2 separate regions of the Homo sapiens genome follow, and region 2 is linked to region 1. The links are chromatin contacts, found by Hi-C in ENCODE. All regions are on one chromosome and are shown on one strand. The core of a region is the stretch at or near the end of the contact, and the rest is flanking DNA. Distances in the headings are between cores, read along the strand shown. Region 1 has its middle 7.7 kb from the start of RNF144A. Region 2 holds the start of RRM2 (ribonucleotide reductase regulatory subunit M2).

What was found. Hi-C counts contacts between places; a loop is a spot of excess contacts on that map. Pooled maps may share reads with other maps.
Region 2: a pooled map shows a loop between it and region 1 (3-fold over the local background). The contact joins the promoter of RRM2 here to the enhancer-like site in region 1. A Hi-C loop is called at or near these places in 4 of 50 pooled maps.

Annotation. Positions count from the first base shown.
Region 1 is chr2:6,908,065-6,911,446 of GRCh38, reverse strand. No RefSeq gene overlaps it. Among named protein-coding and RNA genes, the nearest start is that of RNF144A, 7.7 kb to the left of the region's middle. RefSeq lists enhancers at 1,382-1,511, 1,642-1,691. Within about 2 kb of position 1,531, at least 5 of the 41 ENCODE cell types and tissues checked have a DNase peak (open chromatin) inside an H3K27ac peak, as active enhancers do.
Region 2 is chr2:10,120,710-10,124,195 of GRCh38, reverse strand. RRM2 (ribonucleotide reductase regulatory subunit M2) reads right to left here and starts at 1,457. Exons shown (of 10, transcript NM_001034.4): 1 at 1,299-1,457; 2 at 1,139-1,213; 3 at 666-809; 4 at 344-460. The coding sequence starts at 1,397. RefSeq lists silencers at 1,496-1,996, 1,403-2,002 and enhancers at 2,223-2,332, 2,353-2,422, 2,180-2,735, 2,784-3,486.

The DNA.
Region 1 (3,382 bases), core at 282-2,781:
TGAGAGCACAGTTGAGGCAGATAGCCAAGAGCTAGGAAAAGATGGGAACCTGGAAGAAATTCAGGTAGCAGATAGGTGCAAGGGGAACACAGTACACAATCCAGGTCTGTGTCCTGGGCAACAACTCAGGTGCCCACAGCTCATTCCTAGTGGATGCTGCCACATGGTAACACGTGAGGTTTAAAATAAAGAGCTATGGGGGAGAAACAGGACTTGCTATTCCACCTACTGAACAGGGCTCAGGTGATATATCGCAAGGTGGATGCTTGAATGCTTCATGAAGATTCCCTACAGAACCAAGGCAGTCATTATCCCGTGAGCTGGGACTGTTGGCTGTGGAAGGCTCACATCCCAGGAATCAATCTTGGCCAAAGGTAGCTGCCTCCTGCAAAACTCCTTCCAAAACCGCTTGCCTGGGACATAACATATGTCTCATTTCATATCTTTGTGTGAAAGTTTGGTCTATTGGGTTGTATTTCTGAGAATCGCTTGGCATACCTTGGGACAACACTGAAGGGCTCCCTAGCCCCAGAGTTCCCCAGCAAATGCATCCCAGCTCCCCTGTGTCCTCATTCTTCTACAGGAACCCTTCCTAAGCATCTCTTAACCACCAACCTCCATCTCAGAGTCTGTTTCCCAGGGAACCTGACCTGAGACAGTAAGATGGGGAAAGTGAGCTCCAGCAAGATTGCAGAAGAAGAGAATCATAAAACATTTTCCTGACAATAGATTGTCTGGCTTGGTAGGACCAGGAGGTTTATCTGTTATGGATAAAGGTGGCAGGTGGGCTTGAGCAGGAATGGACAGAATCTTGGATGCCACCTAAGAATGGAAAGTTCTGGGGGATAATGGGAATAAAAAATAAAAATAGGGGCTATAGAGACCCTTTCTGGATGGAAACATACTTAAAAGGCCCTTTAGAGGTCATTTTGTTTCATTGCTGTATGTTTCTAAGTATTTAACTTTTATTCTGCTATTATTTTAAATGCTCCTCACCTTAGATTATTCAATCTCCTTAAAATACATACAGTACTTAAAAACTCCTCTCTCTCTCTCTTTCTACACACACACACACACACACACACACACACACATCGCCACCACCATCAACAACAATAACAAACGCAAACACTCTCATCAAATCCCCACACCTTGACGGCCTGGAAAACTTCTCCTACTATTTTAAACTCCAGTGCACCACTGACACCTCTAGTAACATTTCTGTCACTCCCCTGGGTTAGCCAATCTTTCTGCTGAGCTGTGCTCACACCACTTTTGTTACTCTCTTATTATATTATCATATTTGTATGTTTGGCATTAGACATGAAAGAATGTAATAGTCCAATGAAAGAATGCAAATTCCTCTTTTTCCTTTCCCCATCTTGCATGTGTATGAAGAACTCTATCAGTCTGTCTTCTCCTTCCTTCTTCTCTCATTTCATATCTTCGTGTGAAAGTTTGGTCTATTGGGTTGTATTTCTGAGAACCTATTCTTATCAGAGGATCACAGGGCAAGACCACAAGCCACTTCCTCTAAAGAAGACATGCACTCACAGTTTCTAATCATCAAGAGGAGAGCAGGCTTCACAGATTGAAACAAGCAAATAACAACAACAAATAAAACCCAGAAACCCAGAAGCTGAGTCCCAGGCAGTTTGGAAGAAAGAAGGACAAAGCCCTCTGCCTGAGCTTGGCTCGGGCTTTGCTGCCAAAGTCAGTTTAGGTTTCATCAAGATCTAGCTATGCATTTCAGTTAGACTCCCTCAGCTCCAGTTTCCTTAGCAATGAAATGAAGGATGATTACACTTCTCTTCTATGGTTTCTCTGAGCATTTAAAATAAAAATTATGCAAAGCACTTAACACCATACTTGGCATGCCCACTTCAGGGCTCAAAACTTTTTAGCTGCTAAAATATGCGCTCTACCCTTAAGGACCATATAGTTTAAGTTAAGAGAAGAATTGTGTGTCCAGTGGTAGGAGGCAATGGCGCATTCCCCCAAGACCGAGAGTATTGTGATTCCATCAGTTGTAGAGCCACCCCCAGGGAGAATGTAAATCTTGGTCAATATTGTGAAATGGGACTATGAAGTCCAATGCCTTAACCCCTATTGAAATTGTATCTCCATCATTAGCCTTAGACAATCTGAATGTTATTTGTTATGGGATCATTTTGGTTAGGACGGGCTAATCTGTGTTACAGTAACAAGTAATCTCAAAATGTGAACTGTCCCATATATGCAGTTTGCTGTGACCGTATTTGTCTCTCCAATACTATCCTCCCAATAAGCACACAAGATCAAGGTTGCCTGTTTTTAGACTCAGCCATCTCAACATGAGGCCTCCTCTGTAATCACTGTGGACCCAAAAGCAAATGTTGTACAGCCTTGTACTAGCAGTTAAATGCACTCATAATTGGCCGGAATTAGTAGCTTTGCTTAACTGAAAGAGGGTGAGAAAGTATAATTTTCTCATGTTCACAGAAGGGGGTATGAATAACTATTCAAAGTCTTTACAACAGGGAGTAAAAATATTTCCTTCAAGGAACAGTGATTAAGGTTACCAGTTTTCAGTGAATAGCTAATGCCTGATATACCACTGAATAAATTAGGGATAGTCATGGTGGCACTGTGACTTGAATTTGAAAACAGGCATCTGATAAGACAAGTCAGATCTTCAGGGGTATTTCATTTGGGGAGTGTCATGTTTTATAAAACTTGAACACCTCTAAGAGGAGTATGTTCTCTAGCTCACCCTGGCTCCCACCACCCTGTGCTGTCTTATATCAAGTTGCTTCACACATGTCTGTATTTCTGATTTTTGAGGCCACTTGAAGGCCGACATTGGACCCCTCACAAAACAGAGCAGAGCATTTTTTTGTTTTGTTTTTTGTTTCCATAGGTTATTGGGGAACATGTGGTGTTTGGCTACATGAGTAAATTCTGTAGTGGTGATTTGTGAAACTTTGGCACCCATCACCCGAGCAGTATACACTGCACCCAATTTGTAGTCTTTTATCCCTCACCCACATCCCACCCTTTCCTACTGAGTCCCCAAGGCCCACTGTGTCATTCTTATGCCTTTGCATCCTGATAGCTTAGCTCCCACTTAAGTATGATAACATACAACCTTTGGTTTTCCATTCCTGAGTTACTTCACTTAGAATAATAGTCTCCAATCTCATTCAAGTTGCTGCAAATGCCGTTAATTCATTCTTTTTTTATGGATGAGTAGTCAGAACATTTTTAGAAGTTTATGTTCTACCGGATTTTTCAGACCTGAGCTCTGGCGAAGCGCTCATCTCAATATTCCCATTAAGATGTAGAATGAAAGACCACCAGAGTCCTCCATGTTTTGTGTGTGTGTGTGTGTGTTAAAACTTTG
Region 2 (3,486 bases), core at 208-2,707, 3.2 Mb before region 1:
AGGCGGAGGTTGCAGTGAGCCAAGATCACACCACTGCACTCCAGCCTGGGCCAGAGTGAGACTCTGTCTCAAAAAAAAAAAAAAAAAGAGGGGGCAGATGTGGTGGCCACAAAGAGTCATCACATTGCTACCACTTAATATTGTCTCAGCTTCTCTAGAGTCGGGAAAATACCATAAGAAAGAACTGCAAAGTGTTACAAAACAGGAAATGCCATGTAATATAAAACCCAGCTTACACACACAGATGCACTCAGCATGGAAAAACATACAAGACGAGGAAAGCGAACTAGTTCGACCTCAGATCGTCAACGTCAAATGAATGAAAGATGTTTTGGAAACTCACCAAGTTTTCATTTACTATGCCATCGCTTGCTGCAAAGAAAGCCAGAACATGGGATATAAAATATCTCTCCTCGGGTTTCAGGGATTCCCAGTGCTGAATGTCCTTGGAGAGGTCCACCTGAGGTTCGGAAGTCACAATTTTAGCATAAAAGGAAGAGAGTAAAGCCTACAGGACTCACACTGAGCACTCAAACTTTAAGTATGCTGGCACCACTTACTATGCCCCACAGTTAGCCCCCCTTGCCAACGGGAACCTCCAAGTGCATTTATGTCTGAGGCGTGACGGTCACCCCTGCAGGGGTCTTCTGGGGTCCTCCGATTACCTCCTCGGCGGTCCAAAAGGAAGCCTCTGCCTTCTTATACATCTGCCAGATATCATGGTACTCGATGGGGAAGATGACAAAGCGGCGGGGGTTTTCTCTCAGCAGCGGCTCATCCTCCACGCCGGGGGCAGCTGCTTTAGTTTTCTGTTGGGGGAGAAAATAAAACATTTAAGTACCGGGCGAACCATATGAAACTAACGTTTTTCTGGACCAAGTCCTTTCCATTGGCGGCAATTTCACGGGGCCCGATGTGAAAACGTGGCTGTCCCGTCGCACTCCGTGGGTCGCAGCAGAGGAGCGCACGCCCGAACCGGGAAATGGGCCGAGGGGCGCGGGAGGCAGCCCTGGGGAGGGGCCGCCTAGGCGGGAAAGGAGCCGGGGCGGGAGTGTGAACAGCTGAGGAAACAATGCGGCTTTGGCGCCAAGACGCCCAAGGCCGTCCCTGGCCCCTCTGCCCCACGCCCGCCACTCACCGGCTCCGTGGGCTCCTGGAAGATCCTCCTCGCGGTCTTGCTGGCCAGGACGCGGGTCCCGCTCAGGGCCGGCGGCTGCGGGGAGACGCGTGTGAGTGAGGAGCGGCTTCGCTTTCCCTGCCTCCCTCCCCTGCCCGCAGCGCCCTCCCCGCGGGCTCACCGTGTTCTCCTTGTCGACCAAGCTGAGCCCCTTCAGCGGCGAGAGCTGCAGCTGCTGCGGGTCCGTGATGGGCGCGAGCGGGACACGGAGGGAGAGCATAGTGGAGGCGCAGCGAAGCAGAGCGAGCAGCCAGGACAGGACGGCTGGGACAGGGTGCACGGGCGACCCCTCACTCCAGCAGCCTTTAAATCTCCCGCGCCGCGCGCTCCCGGCCCTTCCCATTGGCTTTGGTGCCCCGGCCCTTCCCATTGGCTGTGCCATGCCTCCGACCCTTCCCATTGGCTGCGCCTTGCCCCTACCCAGGCTGGCCGCGGGGCCGCGCGCGATTTTCAAGCGCAGCGCGGGAGCCTCCGCCGGCGCCTTCCGGAGACCCCCGGGGACACCCCCGTGGACGCCCCCCGGGACCTCCCGGTTCCCCCCCCGGCCCGTCCGCTGGCTGGGTCGGGGGCGCCGCCGCCCAGGCCCCCACAGGTCCCGCGGGACCAGGGCCGCAGCCCCTGAGGGTCTCGGCGGCCTTGGCGCGCGCGGGCCCCGGTTCGCCCGGGAACCGTTTAGGATTGCGTGAGGAGCAGCGATTGGAGCCCGCGGGCGCGAGAGGATCCCCGGGCCGCGGCCCCGCCTCCCGAAAGCACCTCCTCCCAGCCGGGCCGCCGCCGGGCAGGGGGCTTAGCCAACGAGGTTGGTGCAAAGGCCTGGAAAACGCTCCTGGGTGCGGGGGAGGCGTTGCTGCGACCCTTTCGATCCGTGTCCCTGCGGTGGGGGTGCAAGGGCCCCGAGGCCTGACATTTTGGCGGGGTGGTCGGCGAGGACCCTACAGCCTAAAAGTTAGGGCCGCTGAGCCCCGTGGCTCGTTTTGCTGGGACAAGCGACCAGGCTTCTTACAGATTCGGTGTCCCCGTGAGTAAAATGGGACTCGTAACCGCGTGGACTGTTAATGCGGTGAGGAGAGCGTTCGTTGAGATGACTCATGTAAAATGTGCAGTCCTTTGTAAACCTTCAAACTACGGGACATGGCGAGAAGGCCCTTGGTGCAGTTTTCCACAGAAATCCTGTCTCCTGTCAGACCCCTGACCCCTATTGTCACCCTTGCCTTAAGAATTGCAAACTGTGGCTGGGCGCGGTGGCTCACGCCTGTAATCCCAGCACTTTGGGAGGCCAAGGCAGGAGGATTGTTTGAGGCCAGGAGCTGGAGACCATCCTGGGCAACATAGTGAGACCCCGCCTCTGCCATTAAAAAGAGAAGAAAAAAAGTTGTTTTAATTGCAAACTGAGCAAAAATTCCTGGGAGAAAGTTCACAGAATGATTTTAGGACTAGGAATTAATGTACTACTCATTGGGCGTCAAATATGCTGAAGAGGAGTTTGAAAACTCCACTGGTGTAGAGACTGGAACTTAGCAATAGCTTTCATTTAATTTTCTATGTGGCTTTCTGATTTGCCAGGCCCTGCAACGGGCAAAATGCCAAAAATAAAGGAAGAGAAAGAAACTTTAAGATCCAAGAAAGAAATCATTAACCTGAGAAAGCTTCAACAGCTGCGCTCAGGGCTGTTATTGAGAGAGACCCGGGACTTTTTTTTTCACAAAGCCTTTTCTAGATAAGATACTTTAAAGAGGGTGGGGTGGGACAGGTACCCTCCCCACCTAGGTCTGTTTCTCTCATTTCTTAAAAGTACTACGGACTTGTAAATCATAGTATTCTCGTGTTGCAGGAATAAGTGCCCATCACATTCCTTACACAAAGCCACAACTAAAACTTTGGTGTACCATGATTTGTTTAAAGCAACTCGCCATTCATCGCCATTTTCACCCCAAACACACTAAAGCATCCATCTCCAGGAAACTGGTATTTTTATTGATTACTTTATGGCTGATAAAGCTATTATCTAACAAAATTATAATTTATTGGTGTCATCTCATACTCAACTCAGATTTCAATTTCCCATAATCAGCGTCTAAAACCCTCGTTTCGGTTGCCCTAGGGCGCCACGTGCTTTTTTGCTCCTGTTAAACTCACTGTAACTGAAGTAGTCAGAGGTGGCTTCATTGATAGTTTAGTTCCTGGCCACGTAATTAACATAGCCATTGTAGAAGACGCCGAAAGATGCGTACGTGTTGTTAAAGGCCGGGTGAAGTCGCCATCCTCCCCTCCCGCGCTAAACCTGAGTCATCTCGGCGTGGCCCTCCTGC